Regions from separate parts of the Homo sapiens genome. Here region 1 is linked to region 2. The links are chromatin loops, found by intact Hi-C in ENCODE. Cell type or tissue: A673. All regions are shown on one strand. Links, peaks and the distances in the headings refer to the core of each region. The heading gives the core; the rest is flanking DNA. Region 1 has its middle 200 kb from the start of CDH5. Region 2 has its middle 260 kb from the start of LINC00922.

The links. Peaks named below come from ENCODE experiments on the same cell type or tissue, not always from the same donor. Only the 100,000 strongest peaks of a DNase experiment are listed, where the experiment ranks them.
Region 1: it touches region 2 in a loop (2.5-fold over the local background); 2 of 110 quality-filtered maps call a loop at or near these places.

Annotation. Positions count from the first base shown.
Region 1 is chr16:66,161,132-66,173,399 of GRCh38, forward strand. No RefSeq gene overlaps it. Among named protein-coding and RNA genes, the nearest start is that of CDH5, 200 kb to the right of the region's middle. In A673, for the core only: a CTCF peak has its summit at 6,875 (motif pointing left); a DNase peak (open chromatin) is centred at 6,860.
Region 2 is chr16:65,832,044-65,844,311 of GRCh38, forward strand. No RefSeq gene overlaps it. Among named protein-coding and RNA genes, the nearest start is that of LINC00922, 260 kb to the left of the region's middle. In A673, for the core only: CTCF peaks have their summits at 5,417 and 5,616; DNase peaks (open chromatin) are centred at 1,608, 2,828 and 5,588; H3K27ac peaks cover 4,121 bases.

The sequences.
Region 1 (12,268 bases), core at 2,315-10,314, 330 kb after region 2:
GAGCTGAAAATGAGGAAAAGCCTTTCTCAATCTGGGCCAATGTCCAGCCTTCTCCACCTGCACCCCCACCTCTCCAAAGGAGAAAGAAGATATTTGGAGTTGTTTCTAGAAGAATCCTAGGGGCTGGTCTGGTGCAGGCTGGCCAGAAAAGGGAGAGATCCTTACACCTAGCCTCAAGGGAAGCACTTTCTCCTGGTCACCCTCCTCTACCATCTTGTCTTCCTACTCCTCCTCCCTTCCTGCTTTCCTGCTTCTCACCCTGCTAACAAAACCCTTGTAAATTTGAGGCATAAATATTCACATGGCCCCAGCCTGGAGCAAATAGATGCCTCTCACAGCTAATCCAGCCCAGCCTCTGCATCTCTGCTTGGAGTCCTCAGCCCCACCAACGCAAATGCTCGAGGTTTATGATCAGCACCTGCCTTTAAATCTTCGCCAGATATATCCCTGAAATACTCCTCTCCCTGTGCTGTCTGCCTTAGGGCATAAAATATGGGAAAGTTTAGAGAAAAGGAATGGGCTGGTTGTAGAGAAAGAGCACTGGACTCCAGCCAGACTGACCTGGAGGCAAAGCTTGGCTCTGTCCCTGCAGCCCCTCAGAGCTTCAGTGTCCTTATCTGGAAGGCAGAGCTGCATGCTCCAGCTCAGAGGGTCTTTGTGGCAATGGAATGAGGAGTGGAGGGATGAGCCTGCACTCAGACTCCCCGACAACAGTGGGCTCTCACTCTGGGTAGTTGGTAAGGGGAAAAGAAGGTGGATTCTGGAGACACATGGGCCTGGGGTCTGATGAGCTCTTTCCTGCTGGCTCTGTGCTGCCATAATCATGCAAGACCAATCCACCTCAACTTTTATGTAACAAGGTTGTGAGTTGTTTTTCAGTTGCCATGGACCCCTCGAGTTGAAGGTCACGTAACCTTCAACTTCTGAGCATGCCCAGAAGAACCAAGTGTGCAGCCACAGGTGGAACCTAAGTGCTCAGATCAAGGAGCGGGGACTAAATTAAGAAGCGGACGTGACATGGCAGGATCTGGGATCCAATCAGATCGAGCCCTGGTGCCACCCCATGGCGGGATCCAGTCAGACCATGCCTCCTGGCATCACCTCATTGCACGATCCAATCAGATTACACCTCATTGCCCTGTGCCTGTAAAACCTGCCACAGTCTCCAGCTTGAGGAGACAAATTTGAGCTTTTCCTCCTGTCTCCTTGCCAGTCAACTTACAATAAAGCTTTTGTTTTCTCAAAAGCTGGTACCACAGTATTGGCTTCTTTGCACATTGAGCATAGATTACTAGGTAATACTGTGTGCCTCTGGGCCATTTACCTAACCTCTCTGGACTTCAATCTCCACCTCTGGGTTATTATCTTAGACTGGCCAACTAGCCTCTATGCCTCAATGGCCTTATCTGTAAAATAGGGCAATGCTGTCTGCTCACTGCAGAGTTTAGGTGAGACCCAGCCTCACATAAAAGTACCTTGGGAAGACCTCACACTGCACAAATGCAAGGTATGAAAAAAAAAACTTCTAAATATTTTGGCTGAAGGAGGAAGTGTCTGTGAAACATAGAAAATGTTATTTGCTACTGTTTCCAACCCCAGAGAGCTAACACTTGCAAGGCTCATCATGTCGGATCCTGAACACATATCTGTTAAATCACTACCGTGCACCAGGCATTTTGCCAGCCAAGAGCTATATTAGACATGAATGCAAGGTCCCTGGGGTGAAGAGGACCCCACGCCCTCATGGGCCACACAGACAAGTCGACAGGTTATGCCAACAAGCAAGTTGGCCAGAAGACAGAGCCAGCTGCCTTAGGAGCACAGAGAAGGGCAACTACCCAGGAATGATTGAGCTAGTAATTTGCACACTGGGAGAAGCTGGCATTCCAGGCAGAAGGAACAGCATATGTGCCCTGGTTTGGGACTCTGAGATAGGAAGTTGGGTGTGAGTGAATATTTGGGAAGCGATTCCAGGAAGCTGACAAGGGACTGGGGAAACAAGACGAGGAAGAGAGGAAAGGAATGAATGCATGAATGAGTGGGTCACTATAGGGGGTCGTGGATTGTGTCCTGGACACAATCCCCATTGGGGCTCTCTGAAAAACTGTACAGAACATACATCAGAATTCTCCTGTTGAGGCTGTCAGAAGCCAGATATTTGTTCTCCAATTTCTCTTCCTCGTTGGTTAAGGGTGGCTCCTGAGGCATCTCCCACCTCCACCTGGGCACAGCATCCTCCTGAGACCAGAGAAAGTCCTCAGGCAGAGAGGTGCTGGTTCTTTGAGGCCTGAAACCATTTGAGATACAGGAATTATCTATCAAAGATGTAGGTGCCTGGGATAAACTATGAGAATCAGGTGGGGTGTTGACAGTGGCTATGACAATAGGTAGATATGCAGAGCAGTGAGTGATCCCCTCAGGGAACTCCAAGCTAGACCCGAGGATGGAGGAGGTGAGAAAAGAGAAAGCATTTTAGAGATTCCAGAAGGCTTTGCTTAATGCATTAAGGAGTCTGGACTCTCTCCTAGAAGTATTTGGGAGCCATGGGAGGAATTGGAGGGAGAGGGAGTGGTAGGGTCAGATCAGTGATTTACACAGACCACTCTGCTGCCTTCTGGGAAACAGATTGTAGCCGGAAAGACTGTAGCCACAGGACCAGCGTGGGAGGGAGAAGGAGAATGTTTGAAGAATTAAATCCAGAGAGGATGAAACGCTTCCCCAATCATCCACTCCCTGTACCTGAATGAAGACGTTTCTAGCCCCTCCCTCCTGGTTCCCATACCCCCAACTTGGCCCCACCCTTCTGTGGTCACAGCCCACCTCAGCAGCCCTAAGCTGACTCTGGGTCCACCAAGCAGCAGCCTTCCTTGCGCCAGCCCACTTGTGATGCCGTTTTTACACCTGGGGCCCTGCCTCAGTTTCCCTGACCAGACTCCAGATCCTAAGTAGTACAAGAGCCCATCACTGACCCCTATCTCCAAGCCTGGTCCTAATGCCTGGTCAAGCTCTTACCACACTTGCTGTCCAAGGAGCTGGGTCCTTCCAGAAATAGGAATCAGGTCCTTCCTCATTTGCATCCATACCCCTGGGTTTGCTGTGCCCCTCGCCTTCAGCTGAGGGGGCATTTTGATGTCTGCATTTCAGGCTAAGGTGCAGGCCCTTGGCTTGTGTTGTCTCCCCTCACAGCTCCTCAAATGGGGCAGGGGGAAGGAGGGCATTACCCAAATGAGGACTCAAGGTGCCAAGAGGAGAGGTGAGCTGGTCACAAGTGTAGGTGAGGTTCCAACTCAGTTGTAGGTACTTCTACTGCCCCAAATCAGGAGTGTAGTAAGCTCCCACTTACTAGAATGCCTCTAGGCAAGGAACTCCACTGCAAAGAGCATGGACTCTTTCTTGGGGTCACCAGCATTAATGATCTGAGCCCCTCCCAAGTGCCAGATGCTGTGACTCCTTAGAAAGCTGAAGCTCCCACTTTTGTCCCTTTTCACACGCAGTCACAAAGCACCATGTGCTTTGTGTGTGGCCAGCAAATGTTGTAAGAGGGAGAACTGGCCTGGCAAAGGCAGATTTAGGGGGCTGACCTGACCAATGATGCCACACTAGCTGGGAGCCCCCCTCCTGCCTCGATCCAACCCCAGCCTTGATAGTCAGATCAGGTTCCCCGCACCTGCCCAGGGCCCCACCACCCTCCTCCCCTCCCTGACGGCTCTTGCAGACAGACATGATCCCAGCACCTCCCTGTGTGTCCCGAGAACCCCTCTCTTGGCTGGGGAAAGCAGCCTTGTCATGCCTTTTCTTTCTTACCATAAAAGTCCTGCCTTTATTTTTATTCTTTAATAAGGTTACAGCAGGACTGGGGGAGGCAGATTTTGGCCTCAGGCTACATCTGCCCTTCATTTAAAACACCCCAACTCCCACAAGGCTGGAAAACAAGTCTCTGAGCTTCTCTTTTATAGTCTTCGTTAGATCCAAATCCAGAGTTATTTTTGCCAACAGATTGTATCAGCCTGGAGCCCAATCGCCTCCAGAAACAGACCCTCTTGCTTAAAAAGCAACACTTACCCACTGCACCCAAACCACCCCATCTCCTGCCCATCCCAGGCCACCCAGGAGCAGCCCCAACTTGCACACACCACTTAAGAAACCTTTTCTCTCATCCTGGAAGTTTCGGGATTCCTGCACTGCTCCGAAACCCTGCATTGTCCACATTTTCTTAATTCTCACAAAGGCATGCAGTTTCAGATTAGAAAAGTTTTTATTTTCTACTACAACTATATGGAAAGGGAGTTCACTGGTTTTGATTACACTGGGTCATTTGACAAAGAGTGTTTGGACAAAGGCAATGCATGTTTGTGGGGAAAACCCTGTCATTTATAGCAGAATGAGAGAGAATGTAAGATAGGACCTTGACTCAACCATGCAGAGGGAGCGCGTCCTCCCCTCTCACCATGCCACTGCACCTTGATGATCTTCTGCTAGATTAATTTTACTGGGCTGGGCCCAGACTCCAGGGCCAGATTTGCCTGCCTGAGAGGCAAAGCTAAAAACAGCTCCAGCCTCCAAGAGGGGCCAGCTGATGTCTAATTGCTCAGCTCTCTCCTGTCCTCCCCGCAAGGAAATTAAAGGCTCACTTTGATTTGGAGAGGAGGAAAAAAGAAGGCTGTTTGCAGGTGTTGAGACAAAGTCGTCCAGGCAACCGCGAGGAATATGCCTCTCCACATATCACTAACACAGGTGCACCTCCCTTTTCCATGGGGCACACACAGCCAGCACAGAAGGAGTTTGTGGGCACAGTGAGGAGTGTTGCTTGTTTCTGGAGCCCAGAAGCAGACTGGGGTGTTATTAATCCATCCGCATGCCCGGGTCACATAGGAGCCCTGGTCATGGCTGTGAGATTTCTTGTTATGAAAGCAAGTTAGGTTGGCTAATGGAGTTCCCTAAACCCTTTGTATATTTTATTTGGGCCAGGATGGGAGGAGTAAGCATTAATCATGCACATTCATTCATCTCTGTGTTCCTTCAGCCTATATTTATTATTAATAATAATAGCTACCATTTAGTGGGCTTCCACTGTGTACCAGGTGCTGTGCTAAGCACTTTACAGTATCTGATTCAAGCCTCACAGCTTCCCAGTAAAACAGATATTATTATCCTCATTTTACTGATAATGAAGAGGCTCAGGAAGGTACAGTGACCTGCTCCAAAGCTCATGGCCTTTAAGAGCAGGGATTCAAAACCAGACCTGTCTTGACCCCAAAGTCTAAGGTGTTAAACTCGAGGGTCTCCTGCCTCCCTTTGTGGGTCTCTATGCCTGCCCTTGGGCTGGGTGCTAGCATTAATGTTTAATGAAGGAAGTGTTTCTGGAATTACACATTACAGGGCCTACTAGGTCTCTGGACGTAATAGGGTTCATCCCAAAACATGCACAGTAAGAACAGGCTACAGCCTGGCCTGCAGCCCAGCTGGTGATTCTCTGCCCAGCCACTCACTGGGTCATCATGTCTGCACAGGCTGGATGAGGGGACGTTAGCGCTGCCTTCCTGGAGCCCAAGGTCCAGCAGTTGAACAGATAAGAACCCTTCGTGATTGTGAAATGGGAGAGTTCCCTGGCTCCCCCCTCGCAGGATGTGCAACAAGGGTGTGGCTCTCTGTTCAGCCACTGCGAGCTCAAACCCCTTACGAGATGGGGAGCGTGCAGACCAGCAGGTGCGGGAGCTGGGATGAGCGCTTTGGGCTCCGGCCCCACAGTAGTGTCTAGGGGTGGGTGTCTGTGACTCCTGAAGCCCAAGTGGGCATATCGCAGTGCACTCTTTTAGCTTTGCTCTCCACAGATGGTTTAATGTTAACCCACTCAGTGCCCCCTTGGTCCCTGGGTCCTTGTCTGGCATCCAGGAAGAATCAGGTCACACATGGACTTGAAGGATGAATGCCGGGGTTTTATTGAGTGGTGGAGGTAGCTCTCAGTGGATGAATGGGGAGCTGGAAGGGGGATGGAGTAGGAAGATGATCTTCCCCTCGAGTTTGGCCTTCCGGTGGCCAATCTCCTCTCTGATCATCCCCAGCCAAACTCCTCTCGGTGTTCAGACTCTCATATTCTTCTCTCTTTCTCTGCCATGCCATTCTGCCATTTGTTTGCTCATCTCCTTCTGGAGTCTGGGGCTTGGGGTTTATATGGTACAGGATGGGAGGCATGGCCAGCCAAAAGGCAACTTTTTGAGCACAGTAACAGGAATGCCTGTTCTCACTTAGGGCCACAGATTTCCAGGCTTGAGGGTGGGGTCCTTGCCTGGGAACCACCTCTTCTTCTTAGTATTTTCCTGTCTCCTGTCTCTATCAAAAGGGTTGATGAAGGGGAGCCAAGGAGAGGGGAAAGCTTTCTCATGGAAACAACATCCGAGCTGGAGCATGTGGGTCCCTGAAATCACATAGCAGACCACAAGAGGGAAGGACACCCTTAGTAGAAGGAGGAGCTTATACACAGGATGGCACAGGGCACCCCAGAAGGGCAGGTTCCTACAGCAGAGGGTGTGAGAGCTCATGGGGCGGAAGCAGGAGGCAACAATGGGAAGGAAGTTTGGTGCAAGCATCAGCCTAGACGGGGCGTCCTATCATATGGGCAGTCAGAGGGATAGTAGCCAGGCCCCAGGCCCTGTTCAGCCCCACCCCTGCCAGGGCTCCACATCCAGGGAAGATGTGGATTCAGAAAAGGGCAATTGCACTAAGCGGCATGGCCCACACCTCGGGAGTCAGGTCCTGATTCAAACCTCACCCCAGGAAAGACATTTTCAGAAACATTAGGAGCACCAACTTTAAAACTTCCCCAGTCCCTTCCCACAAAGTCCGTCTGCCTCCCAACCCAACCCTGTGACTGCCCTCTTCTGGAGAGAAGGCTGAGAGGAGGGGAGGGAAATTGTCGGAAATCTTATCAAGGGAGAAAACCTTGCCCTTGATTCTGCCAGTTCTTATCGCATCCTCTGACGTTCCAAGCAGGCCACAGCCAGACTCTTTGGTGCCTGCAACAAACCTCAAGAATCCTGAATTCTGGATGCAACTCACATGTAAAGTCAAACAGGCCTGCCTTGCCGGTTAGCCTCAGCCTTAACCTTAACGTCATCTAAATCTCAGCTCCTGGGCTCATGACTCCAAGGCCTGAGACCGGCTGTCTTAGGGAGCCTCTAAGCCTGTAATCTCAGCATTTTGGGAGGCCAAGGCAGGCAGATTGCTTGAGATCGGGAGTTTGAGACTAGCCTGGCCAACATGGTGAAACCTCATCTCCACTGAAAATACAAAAATTACCCATGCGTGGTGGCACACACCTGTAATCCCAGCTACTCAGGAAGCTGAGACAGGAGAATCGCTTGAACCTGGGAGGCAGAGGTTGCAGTGAGCCAAGATCGTGCCACTGCTCTCCAGCCTGGGCAGCAGAGTGAGACTCTGTCTCAAAAAATAATAATAATAATAAATTTAAAAGATTAGCCGGGAAGGAAGATCCCACCCACCCTAAGATGATATCAGCTCCTGCAGAGGTAAAATAAGTTAGAGAAGAATCTGGAAGTTTTCTGCCTCCTCCAAGTTCTTTTTAACATTCTACCTGCTTGGGAATGCTGTATTCCAGCCACGGATCTCTGTTTGAGAAAGTTTACCTCACTGGCATCGTGCCCTTACAAGCTCCAGGACCCACTTTCACTCTAGACCCTGAAGACAAGCCCTATACATGAGATGAGGGAGATGGACGATTCATCAGGCCTGAAAGGCAAGGGACCCGCTGCAGAGGGCAGGTTACAGAGGCTCCATTACAGGGAAATCCTCAGAGGAGGAAAAGGAGGCTGGCAGGGAGGCTCCAAGTCTGTCATCACAGTCAGCCCTGGTGACTACGGCAGAAAAGCAGTCAGGACTCATCCAGTCTGTCCTCTGTGCACATGCTAAGCCCTCTGCCAGGCATCCTCTCCCCTACCCCACATCTCTACTTGGAAATCTCTTCCTTTAAGGTGCCGCTTCAGGGTCAGCTCCTCCCAGAGGCCCTCCTAACTCCCCCAGGGCCAGTTATCTGTCCCTTCCTCTCCACTCACATGCCACATGTGGCATGTGAATTCCTCTGCAGAATTCAAAGTGGGTTATCATCATGGGATTAGAGTCCTCCAGTCTAGACCGTAGACTCCTTCCAAACAGAGTCCAAAACTTACTCATCACTGCATCCTGGGGACTTGAGATAAAGCCTTACCCTTAGTAGGTCCTCAACAAATATTTTTTGGAGGGGAAAGAAAAGTAGGAAGGAAGGGAGGGAAAGAGAGAGGTGGGGAAAGAAGGAAGAAAGAAAGAGAAAAAGAAAGAAAGAGAGGGAAAGAAAGAAAGAAGGAAGGAAGGGAGGAAGGAAGGAAGGAAGGAAGGAAAGAAAGAAAGAAAAGAAAGAAAGAAAGAAAAGGAAAGAAGGGGAGGAAGAGGAAGAAGGAGAAGAAGAAGAAGAAGAAGAGGAGGAGGAGAGGGAGGAAGGGAGAGAAGGAAGGAAGGGGGGGAAGGAGAGAGGGAGGAAGGAAGATGTATAGATACATTCAAATAATGAATGCCTATAATTTAAAGAAGCATATGAGCTTGTGGATAAGAAGGGAGATGACTCCTGCATCTTTCACCTCCTGATCAGTATTCCAGTGGGAATGAGTATCCTCATCACTGCTGACATGACTCTTCAGCATCTAGGAGATGTCCAAGGCTCCCCCAGTGCCTGCCTCCCAAGAGGAGGGGCACCGGTAAAGGCAGAGGTCTACATGGTGTGGGTAAAGGCCTGAAGCCTGGCTCTAAGGAGGAAATTGGAACAATGGTTGCATGATGTCAAAAGTCTCTGTCTCTACTGTAACTTTCACCCAGGCTAGTTCCCCTCCCATCACCATAGCAACCCACATCCTCAACAAGGTTCAGGGTTCAGCAAGAGCCATGGGAGGAGAGAGAGCGCGTCCTTGTGGCCTTCACACCATGCTGGTGTTCCCAGCTGGTGGCCTGGTTTTCTTCTGTTGGTTCTTAGCACCTTGGGTCACATAGTGCCCATTCATAAACTAAAAGTCCCCACTGCTTGATATCCCCAGATATCTGTGAAGGGTGCCTTTTACTGGGCAGGGTAAGCTGCTCAGAGCTCTCTGAATGAATAACTACTAGGAATCTGGAGTAAAGTCGTTCTAATGAACTCTTCTCCATCCTCCCTCTCCCAAAAGGAAAGGCCTCACCTCTCTGTGAAAATGCACTTCCTGTTGTATTAAGAAGCAAGGCCTGACCGCACTCCTATGCTCTGTTAGTTGGCATGTTCCCTAAGTTGGCATGTAGGGTCTACATAATTTGAGTATATTTCTGGTTTGTTGAATCTGGATATGGAGAAATTCCATCCCCCACAAAAAAAAAAAAAACTTCCCTAAGATTTTGGGTAAAGCCTAGATGCTTTCGAGGGGTCCCTGAAATGTCAACTTTCTACCATAAGGAAATAGGAGGAGGCCTGGATCAGAAAACTGTGGGTCTGTCATGGTGACAAACAGTTTCCATCCTGCAAACAATCTGGATTGCCCTGGTGATGGGCAGGGCCAAAACAGGGCCAGGACTATGAAATATTGCAATGAGTGGAGGGTTTCCTTGGATAAACTTTATCGAGACATCCACAATAGATCTCTCACACTGATGCAAACATCCTGAGGCCAACCTTTCTCCTAACATTATGCCCCATCACAAACCTCTTTCTTCTGTGTCTAACTCAAGGGCTCCAGAAAGACATTGTCTACCTATAAAAGGCTCGGGCACAAGTGGAAGATACACAATGGTTCTATTTGATCAGCATCAGAAAATAAGGCAAATACCAAAATTCCAGAAGTCCTCATAAATCTGGCTGCAAAGTTTCTAAGACAATTTGGGATTCAGGCAATGACTACAGGAAATGATGGCTTCTCCCTATCAAGGAAGCAGGTCAGTGCCTGCCCTGGGAACAAAGGGAGGGGAGGTAGGGCACTGGGTCCTGCAATGGCTCTGGTGTCAGAACCCCACCCTTGAGCAGAGGCTGGGCGGGGGTCTCCGTATTTCTGTCTGGGTGAGCATCAGCAGGCCAGTGCTCCCTCAGCATCTGTGGTCCACTCAGGGATTTGGGTCCAGGTCTCCCCTTTCATCAGAAACAGAGCTAAATGTTACTTCTTCATCGGCTTCTGTGATACTGAAGTCACATGGCTCAGGATTCAGGACCTTGGGGTGGACCCCTAGGGAAAGTGGGCTGGCTTCATTCTCTTAGGTCAATGGTTTTCCAACTGTGCTCCAGAGATTCCCTAAAGTACCCCCCAACCCTGCCAGACAAGCTGAAGGAAGGCAGAGCTGACAACCCTCATCTCAGCCTTGGACCCATTCCCTTCACTTTTCTGCATTTTACACATTGAACGTGTCCACAGGAGATTTTGTTTCAAAACTGGTTTCCATTACCTTAAAAATAGTTGGAAATCATTTCAGATTTTCAAAGTAAAACAGTAAGCCATTCTGGCTCTTCTGGCTCTTGGGCATTAGGGCTTTATAAGTGAATTTCCACTTTTACTTTTTTTTTTTTTTTTTAAGTGTTGAAGGCTGGGCCATTAGGCCATCTCTGCAGACTGTTGCAAACCCAGTACTGGGCTCTGCAGGCTGTTTTATGGTCACGTGGTTATTTGTGTGCCGAACACCAGGGCTTGGCAATAATGGCTTGGCTCTCCCGAGGTGCAGAGGACTTGCAAACTGGGAGACATTTCTAATACTGTGTGTGTGTGCATGTGTGTGTAGGTATGCAAACATATACAGTGGTGTCTGTATGAAGTCAGTACTTTAATACTTTTTTTGAATTCCCCCCACTGCTGCATGTTTCTAGGCTGTTCCCTGAGTTCCAGCCCTGTACATTCCAGGAACTTGCTTTCACAATTCACAGAGCCAATTCTGGTTTGGGGAAAAAATGGGAAGGGTCCCTGATCCATTGTCCTTGAAGGCCCCCAAGGCAGAACTAGGGCCACCTAGAAAGTTAAGGAGAGATCAAACACGTCTCAGTGGAAGAAAGATCCTCATGGCAATAAGAGCTGTTAGGGAAACAAGGGCATGCACAGTTCATTTGCAGAGATAAGATTTGACTATTCCTGGCTCCTGATCCAGCGCCCCATTCCATCTTCTATGCCTGACCAAAAGCGGTGACAGGCCTCAGGCCATGCTGCTACCAGAGTTTGGTGAAGGGAAGCAACAATGGGTTTAAGGAGCCCCAAGTCTTTGAGGTGAGGTCTGCCTCTCTAGTTCAGGCACCTATGAACAAGACTCCCCCAGGAGACAGAGGAACTGAAGAAGGAAGTCTACCAGCAATGAGATGCCAGATCAAGATGGGTCCCCGTATTTCACTGTCTTGATACCTAATGTTGAAGAAACATATCAGCAAAGAGCACCGTGCCCTGGCTCCTCACTCAGCCTTCAGCCCAATACAGAGGCAGCCGCTGGCTCTCCAAGAGCACCAACCTTCAAAGGAAAATCCTATGAGGGAGAGGAGGTGTGAATTTTGGCAGCACTACTGTTGTATGTGTATGTGTCTGTGTTTTCCAAAACACATGGGGTAAACAAGCCAGTGTAAAAATAGACTGCAGCAAAGGAACGGGAGTGGAGCTGCCTCCTGCAGGTGTGAGTGACTGTGCTGCTGATTACTTCTTGGAAAGCAGTCTCCAGGAGGGACTGATCAGACAGAGGAGTGGGGCCAAGGAGGATGCAAAACGGAACTGGCTGCACCCTTGATCACCAAATAAACCTGTCTGTCCCCCAACCTGGGGCTTAACATCAGACAGCACAGCTTGGATTTCATAATTCCCCAGTGCAGACCACAGTCTCCTTTTCCTCCTGTGCTGGGAGGGGCAGGCCCCACAGGCCTTTTTGATTTCTGGTCTAGAGGCCCTTTGTTAAATCAGATACTACAGAACAAGCAGTGGAATGCGGCATCTTTCCCAAACAGAGGTCCTGAGGGGTTACTACCTGGATCAGGGTCAGTGTCACCTCAATCCTGGGAGAAACCATTGGGCAAAATGGACTCCAAGCAAGTACGCTCTCCTTCATTAACCAAGCCAGCAAACCCTCGTGGAAAGGAAGTAAATGGAGCCATCCACCCATACATTAAATGTTTGCCAAGGGTCTGCCACACTATGCATCTGTGCTAGGCCTGGGGCATATAGTGGGACCAAGACACCCAGCCCTTGCCCTTGTGGAGGAGAGGGAGGATACTAGATCATTGGGTGTTGGCTCCATTATCTAGATTGAT
Region 2 (12,268 bases), core at 1,445-9,444:
AGTGATAGGTGTCTTTTTATTTGCCAATGACATGACAGTGGCTGGGGGCTCCTGGATAGTCTCAGGATTCAGGGCTGGTTGTCAGGGGAACCAACCAAGTCATTACAGGGTTGGAATTTTCAGCTCCAACCCCTCCCGTTCAACATCCTGGGAGAAGAGAGAAGGAGCTAAAGATTGAGTTGCTCACCAATAACCAATGATTTCATCAATCATCATGGCTCATGCAGGTGGTGCAAACACAGGCAGAAGAGGCCAGGACAAGCTGGCTTCCCCACTGACAGCCTCTACCAAGCTCAGCAGTTGCCTGGACTGGGCAGTAACACTCACTCTGGATTCTGTGTGGCTGAGGCTGCTAGCCTACTTCCTGCACCAGCCAGGCCTGAGTAGCCTCAGACCCTCTGCTGGACAGCTCTGAGGGTTGTCAGCTTGCCCCCACCCCTGCCTTATGGTCAGGCCTGGGCTTGGTGACACATGTCCATTACCATCCGCCTCTGCCTGAGTTCCCATTAGTGTCTGAAATACTGTCATGATCCAGCATGAGCTGTGACAGGCTACAATTAATTAATTAATCAGTTATACTCTATCAGCAAGTACAGACCAGGAATGTTAAATAAACAAATTAAAGGCTATGTTTCACTAAAGCTCAGCCCAATGAAATAATAATGAGGCAAAGTTAACTGCTCTGAACAGAGGAAGAAAGAGTATTATAAGGAAATATACCAGTGCAGTAATATCCTTTAAAAATGCAGAGGGTATACTGCTGCAAAAGCAGCTATGACTGCCCCATGCTCTGCTCAGGGAAGGTGGTAGGAATGCAGCAGATGCTGCAGAAAGAGCAGGGCTCTGCAGACAAAATTGGACTTGAAGCCCAGCTTCGCTGCTTATCAGCAAAAATCCATCCCAGCTTTGCCACTTATCAGTAACTCCCTTAACTGCTTTGAGCCTCAGTTACCTAACTTACTAAAAGGAAGAGGAGGAGAATACCATTAGTAATTGTTTGGATTTTTTTTTTTTTTTTTTTTTTTTTGCCAGAGTCCAAGGACACTTTTTCAGACACACTATTAAGGCTGGGCCAGGGTCTTTCTCAGGTTGCAAGAGGGTGGTTCTGGGGCCAGACACAGTGGCTCACACCTAATCCCAGCACTTTGAGAGGCTGAGGCAGGAGGATGGCTTGAGCCCAAGAGTGCAAGACCAGCCTGGGAAACCTAGGGAGACCCCACCTCTACAAAAATGAAAAAATTAGCCGGGCATGTTGGCCTGCACCTGTAGTCCCAGCCACTATGGAGGCTGAGGTGGGAGAGTCGTTTGAGTCCAGGAGGTCAAGGCTGCAGTGAGCTGTGATTGCACCACTGCACTCCAGCCTGGGAGACAGAGTGAGACTCTGTTAAAAAAGAAAAGAGAGAGAAAGAGAGAAAGAGAGAAAGAGAGGGAGGGAGGAAGGAAGGAAGGAAGGAAGGAAGGAAGGAAGGCAGGCAGGCAGGCAGGCAGGCAGGCGGAAGGAAGGAAGGAAAGAAAAAGTAAGCAAGCCAAGAGCTCTGGAATCTTTGAGAAAATGGGTCCATCATTATTGCAGGATCTGTGGTTACTCATCCAGGAATTGCTATCTGGGCAGTTTTCCAGCGTCCTTGTTGGATGATAATGTTCTTTCCCAAGGCTTTATCTATATAGATCAGCATCTGTGGGGCCATGATAGAAGGTTAGCTATTTTTCTTCTAAGGCCTTCTGTTTAGAACCTGACTGTGGCCCCCAAGGAAGGCACCCTCACTTTTACCTAGGGCAGCAGCATTTTAATTCTCAGCTAATGATACCATCATGCTGGCATCTTGTGGGAATTTTTTTTTTTTTTTTTTGCCCCTCTACATTGAAGCCTCCAGTCCCTGTTCTGGCATAAAAAGGCAGATAGGGATTCTGAAAGCCAAGGAGAAAATGTCCTAGAGAATGTTCTGGAAGTTGGGGAAGAGGGAGTCAGAGGGCAAGAACTACACCATGGGTCGGTGACAGAGGCAGTCCCACGTCCCTCCACCCGCCGCGGTGTGACTTTGAGAGGTCAAAGGGAGGATTCCAGTCCTGCTCAAACCAAGAAAATGGTCATTATCTTAGGGTATTGCTTCCAATTAAGGCCCTTCTAATGGTGATGGGTTTTCCCTGCCAGATACAGGTAGAGAATTTAGGTGACAAATGGTTTGTATTATTCTGCTGACACCCTTTTTATCTTCCCAGTAATTCCAGAAGATCAGAGCTCTCTATAAGGTCACTGGATAGCTGTGGGGTGGTATTTGTGTGACCCACCAGGGTCTCCTGGAATTCTACAACTCACACACATCTTTACAGCTGGGACCTGGATACTGAACTTAATTATGCCCAAAGATAAATAGTAGTAAAACTACTAAACTACTAATAACACTAATGATAGGCCGGGCATGGTGGGTCATGCCTGCAATCCCAGCCCTTTGGAAGGCCGAGCCTGATGGATCACTTGAGGTCAGGAGTTCGAGATCAGCTTGGCCAACACGGTGAAACCCCGTCTCTATAAAAAATACAAAAATTAGCCAGACGTGGTGGTGGGTACCTGTAATCCCAGCTAATCAGAGACTGAAGAAGGAGAATTGCTGGAAACTGGGAGGTAGAGGTTGCAGTGAGCCAAGATGGAGCCACTGCACTCCAGCCTGGGCAACAGAGTGAGACTCTGTCTCAAAACAAAACAAAACAAAACAAACAAACAAAAAACTAATGACAGTGGTGGCACTATTTATTCATGACTTACCTTGTGCCAGGCCCTCTGCTAAGTGCTTTACATGCATTAATTCAGGGATTAGCAAATGAAGGCCACTGGCTGTATAAAGTGTTATTGGTACAGCCACACCCATTCATGTGTGTGTTGGCTGTGGCTGCTTTAGCACTACAATGGCAGAGTTGAATAATTAAGGCTGAGCACATACAGCCCACAAAGCCTAAAATATTTCCTCTCTATCCTTTTTGAGAAAATTTTTGCCAAGCTATGAATTAAAATTATCTTATTCTTACCCAAGCACAGTGATCTGGGGATCACTGTGACCATTTTATATAAAAATAAACTGGGATTTGGAAAGATTAAATACTTGGCCCAAGGAGACATAATTTATAAGTGGCAGAGCTGGGGACTGAAACCCCGGGCTTCAGAGTTCAAGCCTGGGAATCCTAGGATCTATCCACAACTTATTTTCAAAGTGAATCAGAAATGACCAACATATTGGCATGAACTTGCTAAGGCCTCAGAAGCCCTGGCCCACAGGAGTGCTAGGAGATTGGGGGCCACTGATCAATTGAGATAACTAAGGCCCCAGAGCCCTGAGAAAGACAAGAGTGTCACAGGTATTACTCTGACTCTGGAAAGGAGTCGTGCCGCTTCCTTTCCCAATCTCTGTGAATGCTGAGGGGTTTGCACCTGCTGGATTGATAATATGATTCCGCATCATACAGAACAATTTGTTCCTTACATCATGAATGTTGCAGGCCTTATACCAGTGCATGGTGCATAGCAGATACTTAAACTTATTTGCAAAGGTCACCCTCACTTTTTTAAGTCTTTTTTCCACATTGAGTGGAGAATAAATGGGAAAACAACCTGTCATAGTCCTACAACTTCATAATTTCAAAAGTGCATTAGGAGCTGAGAAGTCAACCTCTCTCTGGGACCCTCATCCTCCCAAGGGCCATCCTCCTGCCTGGTTCTCTTGGACTCGAGGCTAAGCATCCCTGCCTGCTTCCAGGGCTCTTCATAGGATAAGGTGGCCACACTCTGGGTCCTCCTTCCTTGGGGTCCAGGGATTTCCTATTCTGGCTGCCTTCAAAGCTTGCTGAGTCCAGGCACAGTGGCTCATGTCTGTAATCTCATCACAAGGAGAGGCTGAGGCAGGAGGATTGCTTGAGTCCAGGAGTTCCAGACCAGCCTGAGCAACATAGTGACACCCTCATCTCTACATACAACTTTTTTTAATTAGCCAGGCGTGGTATGTGCCTATAGTCCCAGCTACTCAGGAGGCTGAGGTGGGAGGATCGTTTGAGCCTGAGAGTTCGAGGCTGCCGTGAGCCATGGTTGCACCACTGCACTCAGCCTGGGAAACAGAGTGAGAGCCTGTCTAAAAAAAAGAAAAGAAAGAAAAAAACTTGCTGAGTTGTCTGCAAATACAGATGTCCCAGCCCACCTCAAAGACTATGACGTGCCAGATCTGAGGTAGAGTTCAGGATCTGTTGAAGTCCCATAGGACCAGTGGGCCTGAGGACTGGTGCTCTGTCTGGTCCCATATGTCTCAGCTAAGTTCCTGATATGCTTGCAAACCCTGGTTTACCTGGAGGGTCTGCTCCATGTTGTCGGTATCTTCCTTACAAAAAAAAAAAAGTCAAAGGCATGTCATATCCCCAGGGCTGTGAAGGCTTCTGATTAGAAATTTCCTCCAGTCAAAAATCATGGCTGAGCAGGTTGGTTGCACAGGTATTCATTAACATAACGAAAACCTGACATTAAAAGGATAACCTCACAGTCTAAGAGGTTTGCCAGAATATCTCTCAGTCTGTTCAAATTGTCATTATTTAACTCCTATATCTACAAAAATTTCAGTAAAACTGATAATGATATTTAAATGGGAGATGAAGTTGGATTTTCCTTATTGCAAAGAAATAGGATTTGGAAACCTGGTGATGGAATGCACAGCAAATCTGTATCAAAAACAAAAAAAAAAGAGAGAAACTTAGAATAAAGCTTGAATGATGATACAAAGCTTGCAGTTTGATCTAGGTGAAAATTCAGGTCCTGACATCTTCTAAATATCACTATCTTGGGCAAATCCCGTAATGTCCCTAATCCCAGTAACTTCTTTAATAAAATGAAGATAATAATACCCTCTCTTCCCCACTCCAGAGTGATGGGAGAACAAAATACTTATGTAAGTTGCTTGGAACATGGATGGTCCTCAATAACCACTTCCTTGGAACAAGATTATTTCTTCTGTTGAGAAGTTTGCAGCCTGGTAGGAAGGAAAATTCACACCCAGAAATTATGATCAAAGAGGGTAAAATAGAAGGGTAGATAGGAGGGTCAACAGAAAAAAATAGGCAAAAAAGGAAGAGCTCAGGAAGAAGGAAGTATGCAGTCTTGGTCTTGGAGGGTGAATATAGTAGAATTGCAACATTTAAGAGAGTCAAGGCAAGCCTAGTAGAAGAATGGCAAAGTTGCACAGACTGGTCAACTGTGCAAGCCCTGACATTTCAGTAGTAAATGAGGATACTCTCTGCTGATGGAGCAAGCAACTCAGGGGTGCATTTATTTTCCAACCAGGATAAACAGAAGCATCCTACCCAAAGCAGGAAGGGGCTTTATCTCCAAGACCAGCTGGGAATTGAATAACTCAGTTATTTATGCCTTCTCTGCAACCAGCCATGGGGAGGAGCACTCCAAAGCCTAAAGCAGCTGTGGGCTTCTCTTAGGAGGCAAAGAGGGCCAGGATGAGGAGGCTTGCAGAACCAGAAAACAATGAGTACAGCCCAGGCAAATGGGAGTTTCACCAACACCTGGCCAGAAAACACCCAGCAAGTAGAGAAAACCCGAGCCAGCCAATCAGTCTGACGCATAAGGCCTTCTAATTTTATGCAACATACGCTATTTTTATCTACTTATAGAAAGGGAAACTCTAGGGGTGTGGAGAATGGGTTTTTATAGAGTTTGGGGTTGTGCAACATTTTCTAAGATGAGTTGCCTCAGCCTTTGCATAAAAATGCTGTCTGTTCCTTTGCAAGAAATGGCACCTGTTGCCCAGCAAGAAGGCTGTGACCAGGAATACCCTTGGCCCAGTATTCCAAAACTGTGGCCAGTAGATCCTGAGACTCCAATGTCCTGCCACGTGGTCCAGTTACAAGTCTCTGAGATCAAAATGCTTTGAAAAAGGCTGAGCAAAACTTTCTTTGTGGCCGTGGGACTTGAGAGAGGTTGAGATGCTGACATGCATTAAAAATCTACAGAGGAGAAACGAGTATGAAGTGCTACCCAGGCTCATGTCACCATACCTAACACTTGCCTTCCCAACACACACACACACACACACATACACACACACACACACAGTGTTTTTCACCTAGGAGGCCCTCTGAACAGCTGCTACTGGCAATCCATGGAGCAATTTAGGATGGGATGGAGATTGCATTATAACAGCCACCCTGAGTAGGTATGCACAACCGTGATCAGGTGACAGAATGAGCTTCCAGTCTGTCTCCTCTGATCATGCTGTTCTTGGCTGATTGGATGCTCCTGGAGAACCAATATTCACCACTGCCTCCCAAGTGCCTAGCACTGTGCTTCGTTATTTAATTTAGTGCTCATGGCATTCATTCCCACGTCAGCTGTAGGAGGTAGTTATCATCAATGCCATTTTATTAAGAAGAAGCTAAGGCAGCACATGGAAAGTGAGACTCCTGCTCAAAGGACCTGCAGCTGTGAAAGGAAGAACTGGGATTTGAATCACATCTTCCTACCTTAGGGTCGGCATTTCAGCCCCATGACAGGGAGAGACCCAGGGATAAAGGCTCATGGTTTCCATGCAGTTAAGGAGAACAGAAAACATCTGTGCAAAAGGTGGGACCTTTGTAACAGAAAAGCCAGAACTCAAACCACAGAGCCACTGTCTGTCTGCTCACCTGCTGACAGGATACAAGCAGATCACGCAGGCTTGGGGCAGGTGGAGTCTGCAGAGCCAGTGGGTTCTGCATCCTATAGCTGTATCCTTGGTGCATGTAACTGCCCTGCTGGATCTGAGGCCTGCAGGTGATCTCCAGTAGGTTCCTGGCTTAATTTGAGTGATCAGATAATTCGTCATTTCCACAAATTTAAAACAAGGAAAGTTTAATCATTCACACACTCATCGACAGAACAGAAGGAAGTGTTCGGTTTATTTTTCCTTGATGTCATAATTTTATCTCCTGCTCCCTCCTTTGTTTCTGACTTCGGGACCAAACTCTGGAATCTTTTATCCTGGAAATGACTGAGACAGAAGGAGTGGGGGTGAGATGCTGAGCTGTTCGGCACTGTCATCATCTCTGATTCCTCCCTCCCTGTGTCTCCACCATCTTGTACCATCTTTTCCTGAGCCAAGCATCAAATCCTGATGCCTCTACCAGATGCTTCTTTGTGTGGGTCAAGTCCCTGATCTCTCGGATCCTCAAGATCCCCACCTGGCACTGAGTCTATGGGACTCCTTTATGGCAGCTCCAGCAAATTAATACAAGGGACAAAGTGGCAAGGGAAAAGGTGGAGAGACTTGGTAGAAGGACAACAGCTTCAAAAGGAGGAGCTTCTCCAAAGTAGTCAGAGGGGAACTTTGAAGATCTTCAGAACTGGATGGAGACAGAGGCAGAGAAGGAACAGATAAACAGACGAAATCCCTTGTTGCCAGACAAAGGAGCTTCTGCCCCATGAGTGGTGGTTCAGGGAAGGCCTGGCATAAAATCCGCATTATGCCCTGCAAACGGGTTCAGCCCCCAGGAAGCACACAGGCTGGCGGGCACCACCAAATCACTTCACTTACTCACACCTGTGATTATTCACAAATTCACCATGTGTCTCCGTTACTCTTTGCCTCTCTCCCCTCAGTTACCCCGTGTTTAAATGTGACCAGGAGAGCTATAGACATAGACCACTTAAGAATGACTCCCCTTGGTCCTCTCATTTACCATAACTTTAAAAAAAATGATTTAGGGGGCTGAGCACGGTGGCTCACTCCTTTAATCCCAGCACTTTGGGAGGCTGAGGCAGGAGGATCACCTGCAGTCAGGAGTTCGAGACCAGCCTGGGGAACATGGCAAAACACCATCTCTACTAAAAATACAAAAATTAGCCAGGTGTGGTGGCGGGCACCTGTAAACCCAGCTACTCAGGAGACTAAGGCAGGAGAATCGCTTGAACCCAGGAGGCAGAGGTTGCAGTGAGCTGAGATTGTGCCACCGCACTCCAGCCTGAGTGACAGATTGAGACTCTGTCTCAAAACAAAAAAGATTTATGGAGTTCAAGTGCAGATTTCTCACATGCATATACTGCATAGTGGTGGAGTCTGGGCTGTTAGTGTAGCCATCGCCCACATAGTGAACATTATACCCAATAGGTAATTTTTCAACCCTTATCCCCTTTACCCCCTCCCACCTTTTGCTGTGTCCGGTGTCTGTTATTCCACTCTGGATGTCCACATGTACCCTTGGTTTAGCTCCCACTTGTAAGTGAAAACATGCAGTATTTGACTTCCTGTTTCTATAAGTGAAAACATGCAGTATTTGAAGTCCTGTTTCTGAATTATTTCACTTAGGGTAATGGCCTACAAAGACTTTTTTACGGCAAAATTGCTTTGGGTGTTGTTACAGGTTGGGCCTCTGGGAAGCAGAATCTGAGACAGAGATTAATAAGCTTATGAGGGTGTTCTCTTGGGATCAACACCCATATAAAGGAAGGCAAGGAGGCAGGAGATGGCAGAGGGAGAACCTGAGGTGCAGTGTGGCCTCCATGGAAGCCTGAGCCAACTCCATGGGGAATTCGTGAGACAGAATGACGCATCAGAGCTATCTGAGTTGGAGTGAGAGGGATAGACCTTTAGACCCCCACAGTGATCAGCCACAATGTTGCCACCCTAGAAAGAGGGTGAGACTTGATAAGGGAGCTCTCTTCAGCCAAGGAAATCCCTACAGCAGGGAGGAGTCTGGGTGATGGATCAGGGCCCAGCATGGGCATACAAAATTTAGGTTGTGCAGGTTTTTCAAGAACCTACCCCTCAATTATGTCAAGGAGTGCCTAGGCTCACCAGGAAGCTGCCAACCCCAATCTCCTGCTTACACTTGCTCCCCTGGTGCTGTACCAGGTGCCTTTGATGGAGTCCTCAGTCATCCATTCTCTCTTGACCCTGTGCTCAGACCAGAGACCTGATTAGTTTAGCCGAAGGAGCTAGAGTTCCATTCTACATCAGATGCATGGGTACTTTCAGAACCTCTACTTATCTGTTTGATTTCCCAAAGTATTAGAATCCCAGGAGTTGACGGGGGAGATAGACGGATGCGGTAATCTGAATGCGATCTGAGCTTTCTTCCCCCAGAGTCAGGTTTCCACGGTGAGAAGCATCTGCAGCTACACCTCTGTGCTGAATCCATTTCACAGCGATGCCGCCGTGAAGAGCAAAGATATGCGTGAGATAGCAGCTGCAGGCACCTCTGTGGCCCCATCACATGACTCTCAGTAACAGGGCACACCTGAGCACATAGTGCCTCACCCTCTGGTCTCCAGAATAAGCCTCCAGCCCAGAAGGGATGGGAGCCCTCTGCTTGGGGATCTCTCAATAGCAGCAGTCCTGCTGAAGGGGGCATAGCTAGGCACAGAACATAAGTCCCTTAATTAGTATTTAGTGGCATAGAAATCCACTCTGTGTCCAGTGCAACTCTGACCCAGGGTGCACGAGTCCTGGTTTCAAGGTCAAACAATGCCATTCATGCGTGTGGGAAGTAACTGCATCTCTGGGCTTGGATTCCCACAGTAAGTGTGCTTCCTTGCCCTCATGCTTCTGCAGTGCTGTCCCCCTGTCCCAAATGGTTGCTCTCCCTTTCCTCTCATTTTCTGTTTCTCACTCTTAGTGTCTCCTCCCTGGATACTTTTTCTAAACACCCAACACAATCAGATGGTCCCTCTTCTGTGCCCCCTAGAATCACACGTATCTTTCTCATAGGACTTCTCTCTGCCTGCATTCCCTGCTGTCCTAAGGGCAAGCACCTCATTCTCCCCATCTCAATGTCCCCAGCACACTACTCAGGGTCTGCAGCAGAGCAAACACTCAGGAGGGGCTTGCTTCATACATCAAAGGACCAGTGCCATGTTGGGAGCAGGGAAACACTGATATCTAGAAGTCTATGATGGCTATGCGAGGTGTACACATTCTCCTTTGGGAAGCTGAGTGAAACAAGTTGAATAGACCTTTCTCCAAAGAAGATACAGCCATGCGCTGTATAATAATGTTTTGGATAATGATGGTCATGTATATAACAGTGATCTCATAAGATTATAAAGGAGCTAAAAAAAACCTTATCAGCTAGTGATGTCATAGCTATTGTAATATCATAGTGCAATTACTTCATTTTAAAAATAAATTTCTATAGAAATTCTATAAAGTCTACAGTAGTAAACAGTAATGTCCTAGGCATTAACACTCACTCACCACTCACTCACTGACTCAGCCAGAGCAACTTCCGGTCCTGCAAGCTCCATTCAGGGTAACAGCTCTATATTCAGGTGTACCATTTTTAATCTTTTGTACCATATTTTTATTGTATCTTTGTTTAGATATGTTTAGATACATAAATATTTACCATTGTGTTGTAATTGCCTACAGCATTCAGTACAGTAAGAAGCTGTAAAGGTTTATAGCCAAGGAGCAGTAGGCTATACCTCATAGCCTATCCCTGTAGTAGGTAATATCATCTGGATTTGGGTAAGTGCATTCTGTGATATTTGCACAGCAGCAAAATTGCCCGACAACACATTTCCCAGAAAGCATCCTCATCTCAAGCAATGCATGACTGTATACAAATGGTCAATAAGCACAGGAAAAGATGTTCAACATCACCAATTGTTAGAGAAATGCAAATCAAAGTCACAATGAGATACTACTTCACATCCATTAGGATGATTATTATTAAAAAAAAAAAAAGAAAATAAATGTCTGCAAGGATGTGGAGAAATTGGAACTTTTGTGCACAGCTGGTGGGAATGTAAAATTGTGCGACCAATGTGGAAAACAGTATGACAATTCCCCAAAAAGTTAAACATAGAATTGCCATACGATACAGCGATCCCAATTCTGGGTATATATCAAAAAGAATTGAGAGCAGGGACTCAAGCAGATATTTTTACACCCATGTTCATAGCAGTATTATTCACAATAACCAAAAGGTGGAAACAACTCAAATATCCATTGATGGATGAATGAATAAAGAAAATGTTTATCCATTCATATATTCAAAATATATCCATACGATGGAATATTATTCAACCTTAAAAAGGAATGAAATACTGACACATGCAACAACATGGGTGAACCTGGAAGACACTGTGCTAAGTGAAATAAGCTAAGCAAAACAAATGTTGTATGAGTCCACTTATGGAAGGTACCTAGAAGAGTAAAATCATGGAGACAGAAAGTAGAACAGGGGTTACCAGGGACAGTGGAGAGTTAATGTTTAATGGGTGCAGAGTTTCAGTTTGGGAAGATGAAAACATCCTGGAGATGGATGGTGGTGACAGATACACAACATTGTGAATGTACTTAATACCACTAAATTTTAAAAGGTCACTTCAAAATGGCTGAAATGGTAAGTTTTGTGTATGTATATTTTATAACAATTAAAAAAGAAGACATAAAGTTAGGCACTTTTCTGGGGTAATAATTATAGCCCAGCCACCCTGTAGCTAGCACTTATGCGTGGGTGAATGGAGGCATTGCTGTTTCCATTTCCAGATGTGGAAGCTGAGAGGCATAAGTATGTGATTTGCCAAAGCCACACATCAATTGAACCTGGGATTGAATCCTGCTCTTTCTGACTCCAAACCTACAAGGGTCCATGTTGCTGACATCAGTGTGGATCACGTCACACCCCCCCGCTGACCCCCTTTCCAGGGAAGGCTTTGGGGCAGTGTCCACTTACCAGCCTCAAAGAAAAGGAAACTGATGAGAAAACTGTTGAGATCCTGTTATTGATCAAAATCCAATATGAGTTTTTTCAGTTCACACTTAGCAAAAGAAAGAAGATATTCCTTTTCCTAAATATTAAATTTTGATGAAGCAAGACAACTGTGCACAGAGAACAGCATGCATTAGCAATTGGAGGCAGAGAAAGCCCAGAGAGGAACATTAGAGCTGCCTTCCAATACATGGAAACTTTCTCCCAACTCAACAGCCAATGGGAAGTTAGGCAGAAGCCCCAGTGGGTGCCCCTGGGCTGGGAGTCTTTCTGGAAGCACAAGCCCAGGAGACTCCATAGACCCTGTTTTGGTGATTGCCAGCCTGCTCGAAGCCAGCTGGGAGGCCTGGGACTCACCAGCAGCTGGCTGTGCAGCAGCGCATGGTGGGTAACAAGTTTCAGTCTTGGCATCCACACTTATGATGAAGTGAGAAAACTAATATCACAGCCATCTTCTTATGATGAGAGGAAAAAGTTGCTCCTGTGCCTCCTGCACCCCAGAATCTCAGCAAGGCCCAAAGAGGAATTAAACAGT